Linked DNA regions of Homo sapiens: region 1 is linked to region 2. Evidence: read pairs that join two places in POLR2A ChIA-PET (ENCODE). Cell type or tissue: PC-9. All regions are shown on one strand. Links, peaks and the distances in the headings refer to the core of each region. The heading gives the core; the rest is flanking DNA.

Region 1 (9,897 bases), core at 7,398-9,897, 230 kb before region 2:
TACAACCTATACCTTCAGTTTACAGAATGATTACTGGGGGAGGGGCTGTGTATATGTACATGTATGTAATGCATGTATGCATGTAGATGTGTGTAATGAGGCAGAAGGAATATGAGGGAGGAGTCAGGGTTTCTGATCACCATCCTCATTCCCCACTCCAGCTGAGAACCCCTGGTTATAGTGACTCTGGTGTGAACAGGCCTGTATTTGGAGCCTGGCTTTGTAATTCATTGGCTGGTAAGCAAGTCAGCTAACTTTGTAGATCTCCTTCTCCTCTTCTACAAAATGTTGGTTGGAAATACATACCTCAGTGATTGTTGGGAAGATTGGATGGGATCCTTGACAAGTGCCTTTACACACTTATAAGCCTACATATGGTGTTCAATAAGTCTTTACAGTTTTTTTAATAATGTGTATTTTTTCTGACTATAGAAATAAAAATTATATAGTATGAAACAATACACAAAAATATAAAACAAAGAATAACTAACCACCCAGTGATAATACCTATTAATATTTAATGTATGTTCTCCCCAAGCTTTGTTCTGCCTGTTTTTGCTTAGTTAAAATCATACAGAACATAGGAATAGTAATTATTTTTTGAGTACTTACAATGCGCCAGAAACTGAACTTGATGCTTTACACATTTCATTTGATTAATTTTTACAGTCCTACTTAACAGGTGTTAGGACCCCCGTTTTATAGGTTTTTTTTTTTTTTTTTGAGACGGAGTCTTGCTCTGTCCCACAGGCTGGAGTGCAATGGCGTGATCTCAGCTCACTGCAACCTCCGCCTCCTGGGCTCAAGTGATTCTCCTGCCTCAGCAGCGGGGATTACAGGTGCCCACCACCACGTCCAGCTAATTTTTATATTTTTAGTAGAGATGGGGTTTCACCATGTTGGTCAGGCTAGTCTTGAACTCCTGACCTCGTGATCTGCCCACCTCGGCCTCCCAAAGTGCAGGGACTATAGGCGTGAGCCATTTTATAGATTCTTACCATCTTGAGAAGGGCTCTGTGCTTAGCCTGACTCCCTGGTGTGAAATTGAAATGCTTTCCTGTATTAAGCCAATCTCATACTCAACATCAGCCAAATTAACCACATATTAACAGAAGTCATATTAACAAAAGTCATATTAATGGAAGTCATATTAACAGAAGTCATATTAATGGAAGTCATATTAACAGAAATCATATTAATGGAAGTCATATTAACAGAAGTCATATTAATAGAAGTAGAATGCATGGGTTTGCTCTTGGCTTTTCCCTCCCAAAAGACTCTTAGCTGAAATTCTGCCTTTAGCCAGAATATGTACATAACTCTCGTGGAGGTGGGAATGATGGCTTCACAGTGATCCCTCTGCCTTACTACTCTCAACTATCTCATGACACTTCATTGACAGAACCAGTGTTTCTGTTTATAAGTGTATTCTAATCTTCAGAATGAGCTCTTAACACACACACACGTGCACATATGCACACATACACAAAGTTTGAGTCTGGCCAAGGGAATGTCCAGTTGGTGTGTTCTAGTTGTTTAGAATTGTGGGGAGCCCTGGAGGCCACATAGGATTTTTCACTTGAGATGTTTCTGCTCTCTTCTGATTCCCGGTTCACTGCAGAACTTAGAGCTGCGTAATGGTGTGTGGGGGGAGAAGTTATATATCAATTGAGTAGTATTACTATCATTAGGGTTGTGTATTCAGGAATGCTGGAATGACCCAGATATTCCTCCTCTAGTGAGGTTCCCCCAAGGGGACATACCTCAAGGTGAGAGCAAATGAGAAATAGGCATGCCACTTTCTTTTCAGCCAGGGCCCTTTCCTGCCAGCACAGGGAGACTCTGGTAAACATGCTGTAGCATGCGACTTAGGCTAAAAGCCTGAGTGAGGCCGCTGACTCTTTCTAGACCTAAATCTGACCAGTGGGATACTTTACAGGTCAAAAGGATGACTATGTTGCAAAGCCCACCTTAAATAACATTAGCTCCCATTTATGTAGTGTTTGAAGTGAGTCAGGCGCTTTACATGTACAAACTCATTTAACCCTCACAATAGTCCTGTGAGTCAAATACTATTATTATCCTCATTTTTAAATGAGGAAACTGAGGCATACACCAAGAATAAGATAGTTGTTATTCTCAACAAAGAGTTCCTGGATGGCATGGAGAGCTCCTGCCCACTGGTAAACGTGGCCTAACCCCCATTCTGACTTAATCAGAAGAAAACTAAGGTGGGGGTGGAGTCAGAGGGCAGGAGGGCAAACTTCTCCTCCCGCTCCACTTGCTGGAATGACCAAAGCAAAACCATGATCACAGTCCACAATGCTCATGTCCTTGTGCTGGTGGGCTGCCCTCATGCCCTGAGGGGTGCAAGGATGAGTGTGGTCCTGTGTCCGGAAATGGTGGGTTCTTGGTCTCACTGACTTAAAGAATGAAGCCGTGGACCCTCGCGGTGAGTGTTACCATTCTTAAAGGCAGCGTGTCCGGAGTTTGTTCCTTCTGATGTTCGGATGTGTTCGGAGTTTATTCCTTCTGGTGGGTTCGTGGTCTCGCTGGCTCAGGAGTGAAGCTGCAGACCTTCGCAGTGTTACAGCTCATAAAGGCAGTGTGGACCCAAAGAGTGAGCAGTAGCAAGATTTACCGCAAAGAGCAAAAGAACAAAGCTTCCACAGTGTGGACGGGGACCCCAGCGGGTTGCCACTGCAGGCTAGGATCTGGCCCCACCCACATCCTGCTGATTGGTCCATTTTACAGAGAGCTGATTGGTCCGTTTTGACAGGGTGCTGATTGGTGCGTTTACAATCCCTGAGCTAGACACAAGTTTTCCAAGTCCCCACCAGGGTAGCTAGATACAGAGTGTGGACACAAAGGTTCTCCAAGTCCCCACCAGAGTAGCTAGATACAGAGTGTTGATTGGTGCATTCACAAACCCTGAGCTATCCACAGGGTGCTGATTGGTGTGTTTACAAACCTTGAGCTAGATACAGAGTGCCGATTGGTGTATTTACAATCCCTTAGCTAGACATAAAGGTTCTCCAAGTCCCCACCAGACTCAGGAGCCCAGCTGGCTTCACCCAGTGGATCCTGCACTGGGCCACAGGTGGAGCTGCCTGCCAGTCCCGCGCCCTGCGCCCGCACTCCTCAGGGTGGATGGGACTGGGCGCCGTGGAGCAGGGGGCTGCGCTCGTCGGGGAGGCTGGTGCCGCGCAGGAGACCAGGGGGAGGTGGGGGGGAAGGCTCAGGCATGGCGGGGGCTGCAGGTCCCGAGCCCTGCCCCGCGGGGAGGCAGCTAAGGCCCGGCGAGAAATCGAGCACAGCAGCTGCTGGCCCAGGTGCTAAGCCCCTCACTGCCTGCGGCCATCCGGCCGGCCGGCCGGCCGCTCCGAGTGCGGGGCTCGCGGAATCCACGCCCACCTGGAGCTCTGCGCACGCGCCTGCAAGCGCTGCGCACAGTCCCGGTTCCCGCCTGCGCCTCTCCCTCCACACCTCCCTGCAAGCTAAGGAAGCCGGCTCCGGCCTTGGGCAGCCCAGAAAGGGGCTCCCACAGTGCAGCGGCGGGCTGAAGGGCTCCTCAAGCGCGGCCAGAGTGGGCGCCAAGGCGGAGGAGGCGCTGACATCGAGCGGGGGCTGTGAGGGCTGCCAGCATGCTGTCACCTCTCAGTCCCACTAGATCCCAAGAGGCAGCAGAGGCAGCTTCTGAAAAATAAAATAAGTGAGTAGGCACCCCACCCCACTCGCTCCCTTTCCCACGGCCCCACCCCCCTCTCCTGGTTCCATTTGGCCCACTCAGCTTCTTGCCCAAACTTCATTCTGAAGGCGTTGGCTCTCTCCATCAGGGTGAGGTCACCAAGCTTTGGGGTTACATGTATCTGCTTCAGGCCTGTCACTCACTAGTCCCTAGTGACCTTGGGAAGGTTAACCTCTGAGGGCCTCCATTTCCTCATCCTTAAAGTGGGAATAATCATACTTCCCGGCAAGAGCGCCAGAGGGCTTATGGGATGGCTGTTTGTAAAGCCCTTAGCACAGTGAAGCATAGCCAGCTGCTGAAATGTTGCTGATGGCATCTCAGCAGCCCTTCCAAGGGCACTTGTGCTCTAACTAAGGTCCCCTGAAAACCAAAGGCCATGGAGAATCCGGTGAGGCTGGTGCCAGAGCCCCAGGGTGCCAGCAGGGTGATGTTGGGGGCAGGCCAATGTCCCCAAGTCTCTGATTCATTCAGCCAAGGGCAGAGTTCTCTGCTCGTCTGCTTACTTGATGTTGAAGACTAACCACAGTCCGGTGAAAACAAGAGCAGAGCTAGGAACCAGACAGCTACTCCAAGGGACTTTCTAATGATACATAGCGAAGCATTTTGAAAAAAATTAGATGGTATCTCATTGAAACATTTCAAAAAATTTTAGGTATTAAAAACAAATGGTTCAGGTCACTTCCAAATAGAATAACTGATCGATAGCTTTTTATATAGGAAGAGAGTGCTGATTCCAGGAGAGAGAGGTTAGGTCAAACCCCCTAGTTTTGGCACAGGAAAATGGCTTGTCAGAGTAGCTTCTCAAACTATGATGCTGTGAAGACTCACTTAGGGATCTGGTTAAGATGCAGACTCTAGGCTGGGTGCGGTGGCTCACACCTGTAATCCCAGTACTTTGAGAGGCTGAGGTGGGTGGATCACTTGAGGTCAGGAGTTCATGACCAGCCTGGCCACCATGGTGAAACCCCGTCTCTACTAAAAATACAAAAATTAGCCGGGTGTGGTGGTGCACACCTGTAATCCCAGCTACTTGGGAGGCTAAGACAGGAGGATTGCTTGAACCTGGGAGGCAGAGGTTGCAGTGATCACATCACTGCACTCCAGCCTAGGCTGCAGAGCAAGACTCTGTCACCAAAAAAAAAAAAAAAAAAAAAAAAAACAGATTCTGCTTCAGCAGGTCGCGTGTTGTGCCTGAGAGTCTATATTTCTAACAAGCTTCCAAATGACATGCTGCTGGTCCGTGGGCCACACTTTGGGAATCAGTGTGGAAGAAAAAGCTACCTCTCTGCCCCGTGCTTATTTTGGTCTAAAAGGTCATTTGCTGCCGGCTCCTGCTCAGTGACATATAATCTCTGTTTGTACCTGTGTCCCTGAATTATCTTTCCTGTCCCCACAAATGGCCTGAAAATAACCCCACAATTGGAAAAATCGCCTGGCTGTCTCATGCAACCCTAACCCAAAGTTGTTTCAGGGAGAACATTAAGCCGCCTCCCAAGCTCGCCCTCTGCTGGTGAACAAGGGTCATTTTTTTCCTAAACCCTCACCCAGCCTTTCTTGCTGCACAAATGCTCTTTTTTTTTTTCCTTCCAATTAATACAGACAGAAAAGTCGCATGACCTATTCCAGAGGTTTATTGCACTGTTGTCGATTTTGGAGAATGTTTCCACTCTGTTCCTTAAAGTACACCCCTCAGAGGAGGTAGATAAATGTTTGACCAACACTGTCTGGCAACTCACGATATTACGAGTTCTCCGTGTTGCCTAAACATCCTCTTCTTGACTGAACTTTGTTCTCATCCCACCCCACACACTTTCTACAGTGGTGGCAAGCCTTCATTTACTCACAGCTCGAATGTGGCAAGGTCAGGGGGAGTAATGGTTTCCTCTGATCCAGGGTTGGAGGAGGATGCAAAGTAAGCATGTCCCAGAGACAAAAGAACATTTAAGAGAAGGATATGGAGATGGGGAGACTCATAACACAGATCATACCACCATCACTCATTCATTAAAACATTTCTTCATCACCTACTGTGTGCAAGACTTGGGACTAGGAGCAGAGAATTCTTAATCCCTGCACACGGGGAACCTAAGCCTCATAGAGGAAATAAGCGTAACAGTGAATCGTTAGTGAGTGTCTGCTGTATGCCAAGGAGCATACGTATGTTACCTTATTTAATTTTATTTCATCCTCACAGCAATCCTATGATCATCCTCATTGTATGAATGAGAAGACTCAGATGCAGAGAAGTTGAGTCAGACTTCTAGTTAATGAGGAAGTCAGTTTAAATGAACAATATGTAAGTCTGGCACAGTGGCATGTGTGTGTAGCCCCAGCTACTCCGGAAGCTGAGGCAAGAGGATCACTTGAGTTCAGGAGTTCAAGACTGTATAGTGCACTATAATTATGCCATGAATAGCCATTGCACTCCAGCCTGGGCATCAGAGCGAGACCCCATCTCTTACAAAAGAAAAGAAAATAAAAACTTTAAAGAACAATTTGTTATTATCTCTCGTGGTTCTGGAAGTTATGGGGCTCAGCGGGCTGGTTCTCACTTGGGGTTCCTTATGCAATTGCACTCAGACAGTGGCTGGGGCTGAGATCCATGTCTGGAGCCAGGGCTGGGATATCTAAAACAGTTGGGGGCTGGTAGGGCATCTCCGTCCACATGGCCTCTCCACATGGCTAACTTGGGCTTCCTCTCAGCCTGGCAGTCTCAGGATAGTTGGACATCTTAGATGGCAGCGGACTCCCCACTGCAGCAAGTGTTCCACAAAACCAGACAGAAACTGCAAACTTTCTTGTGACCTAGACTCTAAAAGCATGGACATTATTTCCGCTACAGTCTGTTGGTCAAAATAGTTACAGGTCAGATTCAAGGTGTTTCTGTGTCTCAGTGGGAGAGTAGCTTACAAGTAAAGTGAGATAACGAATTGATGAAGCCCATCCTGGAGACAAGTCATGACACCAGGGTTTGACCCTAAGCAGCCTGATTCCAGCCTCTGTGTGCTAAAGCATTATGCCCCACTCACCTGACACAGTACAGGCACAGCCACAGAATGCCACCTGTGGCTGTTATATCACGGTGGCTTGAAGGAGAAGTGATTAGCTGTGCCTCAGGTGGTCAGGAAAGGCTTCACATTAGAGGAAACACCCCCTCACACATACATACTCCTTTCTTCTCAGTGCAGAAGAAGACAGACAGTGGCTGCAGTGGGTGGCATATACTCGTCTGCATCACGTGAGGTGGCCTAAAAGCTGAGGGCAAGAGACAGCTCTGAGGCAGTGTGTAGAAGGGAACTGACCTGGAAGGGGGGAGCTATGGAGTCCAGTCCCAGCTGCACCATAGTGTAATGCTGGGACCTTGAAGGGAACCAGAAGGCCAAGAAAGGAAAAACCAGAGGCCCTGGGCCTTTCCAGAACATCAGCAGGGTGAGGTTTCTGACTGTGTTGTGCTCCACTCCCATCTCCAGATTGGAGACCCACAGTTGGTGATCTGTATGGACTGCTCGGCAGACACCATGACCAACCGCCTTCTCCAAAGGAGCCGGAGCAGCCTGCCTGTGGACGACACCACCAAGACCATCGCCAAGCGCCTAGAAGCCTACTACCGAGCGTCCATCCCCGTGATCGCCTACTACGAGACAAAAACACAGCTACACAAGGCGAGTCACTTCACTTTCTCCTCTGAAATGAGCCGCTTACCTTTTTTTTTTTTTTCCAAGAAAAGAGAAAAAGCTGAGAACATTTTAGTTAAGGGATCTGGGAATTAGAACTCTGTGCAGCTGCAGCACTGGGGCCAAAAGGCCCAGCACAGTGGCTTATGCCTGTAATCCCAACACTGTGGGAAGTCAAGGCGGGTGTATTGCTTGAGCCCAGGAGTTCAAGACCAGCCTAAGCAACATAGTGAGACCCCTGCCTCTGCAAAAAATTAGCTGGGTATGGTGGCACATGCCTATAATCCCAGCTACTCAAGAGGCTGACGTGGGAGGATTGCTTGAGCCCCAGAGGTGGAGGCTGTAGTGAGCTGAGATTGTGCCACTACACTCCAGCCTGGGCAACAGAGCAAGACCCTGTCTCAAAGAAAACAACAACAAGAATTTGGACCAAATTATGAATCCCTTACTCTTCACTTCTATTTCAATCAAAATTAAATATCTGTCGTCATATAGACCATAAAAAGGTGGTCATATAATTTTCACAGATCCCCTTATAGTTGCTGAAAACAACTCCTTTTTCCCAAAAAAGAGAGAGAGGGAGAGAGGAAGGGAAGAAGGCAGGGAGGGAGGGAGGCATAGATGAGACGTAGGCTCTGCCACTGACTCTGGACTGTGAGATTATTCACTAGAGCTAAGATTCAATGACTTTGAATTTCTATAATTTTACATCGTTCACAATTGGCTCTTGGCTCCTTTGCCTCAATTTCTTGTGATAACCAACATTTTTAGAAGAAGCTGCATATGGGGCCAGGAGAGCAGGTAATTAAGTAAAACAATGAAGATAGTGTGAGGAAATGAGTGTATCAACCTAGTGATCATGAGCTCTCTGCTGAGTCACCATCAGTTTTATGAATTTGGGAAAACTGCCCAGTCCTCATCCTTCCACTCATCCCATAACTATGTATCAGGAACCCATAGTCCATCAATTGCACTAGTGGTTTGGATGCAAATAAATAAGATTCTTGAATCCTTGCAAAGCTTAGGGTTTCAGTAGGAGAGAGAGACAAACGTGTGATCACACAATGAGATCAAAGCAAGCACAGAATGTGTGGCAAGGGCCCTTTCCTCCAGTGTAAGGGGAAAGGAAAGGATCCAGGAAGGTGGCCTGAGGAGGACTCGGCTGAGTCTCTGAAGCGGGGGTGCACGCCACACCAGAGAAGCCCCAAGTGGAGAAGGTCAGGAAAACCAAGTAACTCCACGAGGCTGTGACATAAAGTGCCAAGGAAAAGAGGGTTAAGAGATGGAGATGGAGAGGCAAGCAAGGACTAGATCAAGATGGATCATATGTAGGAGCAAATAATTGTCCTCTGAGTGATGGGAACTACCAAAGGGGCAGGAATAATCAGGATTTCAATCTAGAAAGCTCAATCCATCATCCTTATGGGGAATGGATGCAAGAAGGTAAGGCTAGGAGACCACTGAGAGGCTAGAACAGTATCCAGGAACAAATCCATAAGGATGACAGAGTGAGCTTTTGTCCAGGAACAAAATCCTGAGTACTCGAACTGGAGAAGGGAGAGTGGGATCTCTTGCTGTTCACAGGATAAGAGACATCATCAATAAATAACAAACTTGTCTCTGAGGAAGCTACATTACTGATTCCTTGGGGGAAAACCATTGATAATGAATTCTTATCTTCTAACTCTGTTAATGGTCCGCTTTCCAGAATCCTAAGAAACACTGGGTATAGAAGTCTGAAAGATGCCTCTGCATTTAACTGAGTGTCAAATATGTGGCATGAGAGACATAATCCCCTACTTCCACATCCATGGCCATTGCTAGTTGATCCCAGCACTGTTTCTCAGTCAGCAGGTGTGGCCTGAGAATGTTTGTCAACACAGCACTCCAGGCAGCTACTGCCAATTAATAGGACTTGATGTGCAACCTGAGACTTATTTGTTGTGCTTTATATAACCTCTGGCTGCCACATTTTAAAAATAAAGACTTCGATCTTTAATAACAGGGCCAAGTGCAATGGCTCACACCCGTTATCCCAGTTCTTTGGGAGGCCAAGACAGGAGGATTACTTGAGTCCAGGAGTTTGAAGACCAGCCTAGGCAACATTTCGAGACCCTGTCTCTCCAAAAAATGCAAAAATTAACTGGACTTGGTGGTATATGCCTGCAGTCCCAGCTACTTGGGAGACTGAAATGGGAGGATCACTTGAGCCTGGGAGGTCAAGGCTGCAGTTTGCCATGATCGCACCACTGCACTCCAGCCTGGGCAACAGAGCAAGACTGTCTCTCAAAAAAAAACAACAACAACAACAAAAAAAAAAAACATAAACAAAAGTGTTTTTGTTATATAAGAGCAATGTCTTAAGAATTCAGGGCTGCAAAGGCCTTTCCAAAATTAGATTGTCTAGTGATTTCCACCTTTTGAGCAGCCTGGAACATTAAAAAAAAAAAAAATCCTGGTGTGGTGGCGCGTGCC
Region 2 (5,151 bases), core at 2,652-5,151:
TTGATTTAGAACTTTTCAAATGTACATCAGTTACCAGATATCATCTCTGTAAGATTCAAGGGGCACATCTCATCTTTTCCAAATGGTTCTCTTGAAGCCCCTCAGACTTGGCTTGAGATGAGACAGAAGCACCTATTTCCCCACCCATCATGGAGGTATCTTAACTTAAGATGTGTAATTTGGCACTGACATTTGAAGTCTCTGCCAAGAATCTGTTATCATCTATTCACTCTTAGAGTAACGATTCAGGTTACCCTAGCTCAAAGTTTCTAAAAAATGACGCGACACGGACATTTTGGATTAAATAATTCTTTGTTGTGGAGGGTGGTTCCTGTGCACTGAAGGATATTTAGCAGCATCTTTAGTCTTTACCTACTAGATCCCAGCAGCACCTCCTCCAGTGATAACAAACAAAAATGTCTCCAAACATTGCCAAAAGTCACCCAAGGGGCAAAATCACACCCAGTTGAGAATTGGTGCTCTAGTTTAGGCTAGTGCTTCTCAGAGTTTTCTTAGATTATCAGATCAGGTCATTTAGAAAATTATAATACACTGGGATCAATAGACAAGGATGCTTGCTGTTAGAGGTTTCCAGCAGGGATCACTGCCTTGGCATACCTGTAAGCCACTTGAAGCCCATAGGTGAACTGGGATACAGAATTTGGATGCCCTAACTTTGGCAAAAAGGAGGTTTACTGGCTTATAGAATCCAAGGAATGATAGCTAGAACCAGGGACTCAAACATTGCAAGGGCTTTCTAATCTCTTTACCACTCCCTTTTTTTTTTTTTTTTTTTTTGAGGTAGGGTATCGCTGTGTCACCCAAACTGAAGTGCAGTGGCACAATCATGGCTTACTGCAGCCTTGACCTCCTGGGTTCAAGCAATCTTCTCGTCTCAGCCCCCCAAGAAGCTTGGACTACAAGTGCACTCCACCACGCCTGGCTAATTTTTGTATTTTTTATAGAGATGGGTTTTCGCCATGTTGCGCAGGTTGGTTTCATACTCCTGGGCTCAGGTGGTCTGCCTGCCGTGGCGTCCCAAAGTGCTGGGATTACAGGTGTGAGCCACAGTACCTGGCCCGTCACTCACTTTCTAATTTGCCATCTTATAGTTTTCTCCAAAAGCAGAGTTCCCGGTTTAAAAAAAATCCCAAAGAAGGGATTTACTATCTTCACCTGGGTCCAGTGCCTGTCCAAGAGCATTCAGCCAGAGGGTCAGTGTCATGGAAGAACAGGGCACCTTCCATGACAATCAAGTAGATGAATGGAAGACACAATATCATAGATAGCCAATACTGGCTTACAGGCCAAGAAAAATTTCTTACTTGGCCCACCTCGCACTCCCGAAGTGCTAGGATTATAGATGTAAGTCACTGTGCCTCGCTGAACACAGGCCTTTTTTTGGAGTAGCACAGCATTCTCATAACTACTGAGGCAATGCAGTGAAAATATGCTCTAGGTCATTTTCCAGCTTCAGATCTCCAGATTTTACCATTTTCACAATCTTTTCAAGCCTCAATTTCTTGATCTTAAAAATGGCAATAATTTTTTTAATAACAGCTTTATTGAGATATATACACATACCATACAATTCATCCATTTAAAGTCTACACCTCAATGGTTTTCAAGTGTACACTTCCAGAGGAGGAGAGACATTTTTGGCAGAGGGAGGAGAATAGGCAAAGGCACATCAGCAAGAAAGAATATACTGCAATTGGGAACTTACAAGGGGTCAGTATTGCTAAGTAAAGATTGAGAGCAGGGGATAGGGGAAAAGACTATACAAGAGAGGCAGATCATAAGTGGCCTTGTCTGCTAAGTAGTTTTTCTTCTAAGGATACAAATAACTTTGGGAAAGAAAGCAACACAATGAGATTTACATATTGGATTACTTGGATGGTAATGACTGAAATAGAGTAGAGACAGGCTACTTATTGTAGAATCCAGACAAGGGAAGGTAAGGGCCTAGCAGTGGAGATGGTAATGAGAGTTACTTAGGAGTCTAAAATAACAGACTTTTAATTGACTGCATGGGAGATGGAGCCTAGGAGGGCTCCTCTGTACAGATCCTCTAAATTCTTACCTGGGTTATTTTAATAGCTTCCTCACATGTCTTTCCGACTCTATTCTCAGTCTCCTTTAGTCCAATGCCATACTTCTAAACATAACTTTCTAAAACCTGTATCTAGTCATGTAAGTCTTCAATGACTCTTCCCTGCTCCCAAAGAGTTTTTTTCTCACCAAGGTCCTAGGATGAGGCAAATAAGTTGCCTAGAATGCAATATCTAAGAACCCTATATTTGCAGGAACCAGCAAATACTTCTAACTGTATGCCCTAGGCACCTTGCTTGCTTCCTAGGTCCTCATGGCCTTAGTTTGACCCAAATTTACTCCACCTACCTAGTATTTTGCTATGCCCAATCAAACACCCTGTCCTCAAGCTACTCTAACTTATATTTCGTTTTTCTGAAAGGCAAAACATTTGCTTGTGCCTCTCCTACTTAGTGCAACTTTACTTATACAGGGAATGCCTTTTCTCTCAAAAGTGAACTCCATTCCATTCATCCTTTAAAGGGACACCTTCTGGGGCAGCCATGTTCAACCCTTTGAATGCAACAACTTTTTTGCTGATCCATGGTGGTGGATATCATGAAAATTATGCACGGAACTTTTTTTTTTTTTTTTTTTGAGACAGAGTTTCACTCTTGTTGCCCAGGCTGGACTGCAATGGCGAGATCTCGGCTCACTGTAACCTCTGCCTCCCGGGTTCAAGCGATTCTCCTGCCTCAGCCTCCCGAGTAACTGTGATTATAGGCGCCCACCACCACACCCAGCTAATTTTTTTTATATTTTAGTAGAGACGGGGTTTTACCATATTGGCCAGGCTGGTCTCTAACTCCTGACCTCAGGTGATCCACCCACCTCAGCCTCCCAAAGTACTGGGATTACAAGCGTGAGCCACTGCATCTGGCCTTCACGGAACATTTTTTTTTTTTTTTTTTAGCTCATCAGCTATCGTTAGTGTTAGTATATTTTATGTATGGCCCAACGCCATTCTTCTTCCAGTGTGGCCCAGGGAAGCCAAAAGGATGGATACCCGTGTCCTAGGGGAAGCCTCTTCTGACTTTTCTGTGCTGTGTGGGCCTTTCCTTGCATTCTGTACCATGTTCCTTAGTGATTATTACTGCTGCTTGATTATACAATATAACCTGTAATGTCATTATTACACATAGCAGTGATTTGTTCACTTTTCCATTTCCTGAACCAAGCTGTGGGCAGGAATTTTTCTTACTCATTCTAGTATTTCCAGCTTTCAGCACACCACAAGGCACGATGTAAGAAATGAACAAATCAATAAACCTATTACTGAAAAAGACGAATGAATGGGAAAATATGAAAGAATTACAAGATACATTTTTTAACTTAGAGAAGCAGTAATTTTCTTGTACTTCTCAAAATTTCCATCATTTAAATGTATACACAGCAGATGCAGCTCTTTTTAAAAAATAAGTTTAGAAATGACACACGGTTTTCTAGGGTTTTGAAGTCGTAAGATTTTTTAGAAATGCAAAATATGAACTCTTGTTTCTTGGTAGTTTAATTTAAATTTTATGTTCTTTATGTTAAAGTAACTTTAGAATAAACTTACTTGCCTAAACTCTTACTTGAAAAATCTCTGTGGTGTCTATTAGTTATTTTACATTTTGATGTAAATACCTTCCAATAGAACACAGATGTCTCTCTCTCTCTCTCTCTTTGAAAAAGGATCAAACTGGGAGGATAACTTGAGGTCAGGAGTTCGAGACCAGCCTGGCCAACATGGAGAAACCCTGTCTGTACAAAAAATACAAAAATTAGCCGGGCATGGTGGCATGTACCTGTAGTCCCAGCTACTCAAGAGGCTCAGGCGGGAGGATTGCTTGAGCCCAGGAGGCAGAGGTTGCAGAGAGCTGAGATCACATCACTGCACTACAGCCTAGGTGACAGAAGGAAACTCCGTCTCAAAAATAAGTAAATAAATAAAAATAAACAATAAAAATAAAAAATAAATAAATAAATTTAGAACATTTTCACCATTCCCGAAAGAAACCCTGTATCCTTCTGCAGTCACTTAAATTTCCCCTCAACTCTCCCAGCTCTAGGCAATCACTATGCTGCTTCCTCTTTGTATAGATTTGCCTATTCTGGACATTGCATATAATTAGAACCATATACAATATACAGTCTTTGTAACAGGCTTTTTTTTTTTTTTTTTTTTTTTTTGAGACAGAGTCTCCCTCTGTCGTCCAGGCTGGAGTGCAGTGGTGCAGTCTTGGCCACTGCAACCTCCACCTCCTGAGTTCAAGCCATTCTCCTGCCTCAGCCTCCCAAGTAGCTGGGACTACAGGTGCACACCACCATGCCCGACTAATTGTTATATTTTTAGTAGAGATGGGGTTTCACCATGTTGACCAGGCTGGTCTTGAACTTCTAACCTCAAATGATCTGCCCACCTCCACCTCCCAAAGTGCTGGGATTACAGGCGTGAGCCACCGTGCCCCACCTGACAGGCTTCTTTACTTAACATAATGTTTTAAAGATTCGTCCATGTTATAACATTTATCAGTTCATTATTCCTTTTTATGACCAAATAATATCACATGAATATATCACATTTTATTTATTCATTCATCAGTTGATGGACATTTGAGTTGTTTCTATGTTTTGGCCATTAAGAATACTGCTGAGGCCGGGCGTGGTGGCTCACATCTGTAATCCCAGCACTTTGGGAGGCCGAGGCGGGTGGATCATGAGGTCAGGAGATAGAGACCATCCTGGCTAACACGGTGAAAATCTGTCTCTACTAAAAATACAAAAACAAAATTAGCCAGGCATGGTGGTAGGCGCCTGTAGTCCCAGCTACTCGGGAGGCTGACGCGGGAGAATGGTGTGAACCCGGGAGGCAGAGCTTGCAGTGAGCCGAGATTGCACCACTGCTCTCCAGCCTGGGCAACAGAGTGAGATTCCATCTCAAAAAAAAAAAAAAGAAAAGAAAAATGCTGCTAGGCAAGGCACGATGTCTCACGCCTGTAATCCCAGCACTTTGGGAGGCCCAGGCTGGAGGATCACTTGAGGCGAGGAGTTTGAGACCAGCCTGGCCAACATGGTGAA

Evidence for each region. Peaks named below come from ENCODE experiments on the same cell type or tissue, not always from the same donor. Only the 100,000 strongest peaks of a DNase experiment are listed, where the experiment ranks them.
Region 1: POLR2A ChIA-PET joins it to region 2 with 27 read pairs; 3 of 35 experiments call an interaction of 5 or more read pairs at or near these places.

Annotation. Positions count from the first base shown.
Region 1 is chr1:77,528,629-77,538,525 of GRCh38, forward strand. AK5 (adenylate kinase 5) reads left to right here. Exons shown (of 14, transcript NM_174858.3): 13 at 7,219-7,410. Among named protein-coding and RNA genes, the nearest start is that of ZZZ3, 150 kb to the right of the region's middle. In PC-9, for the core only: no CTCF peak of the experiment used is centred there; a DNase peak (open chromatin) is centred at 8,403; H3K27ac peaks cover 2,290 bases.
Region 2 is chr1:77,764,959-77,770,109 of GRCh38, forward strand. No RefSeq gene overlaps it. Among named protein-coding and RNA genes, the nearest start is that of USP33, 7.7 kb to the left of the region's middle. RefSeq lists an enhancer at 5,061-5,151. In PC-9, for the core only: no CTCF peak of the experiment used is centred there; no DNase peak of the experiment used is centred there.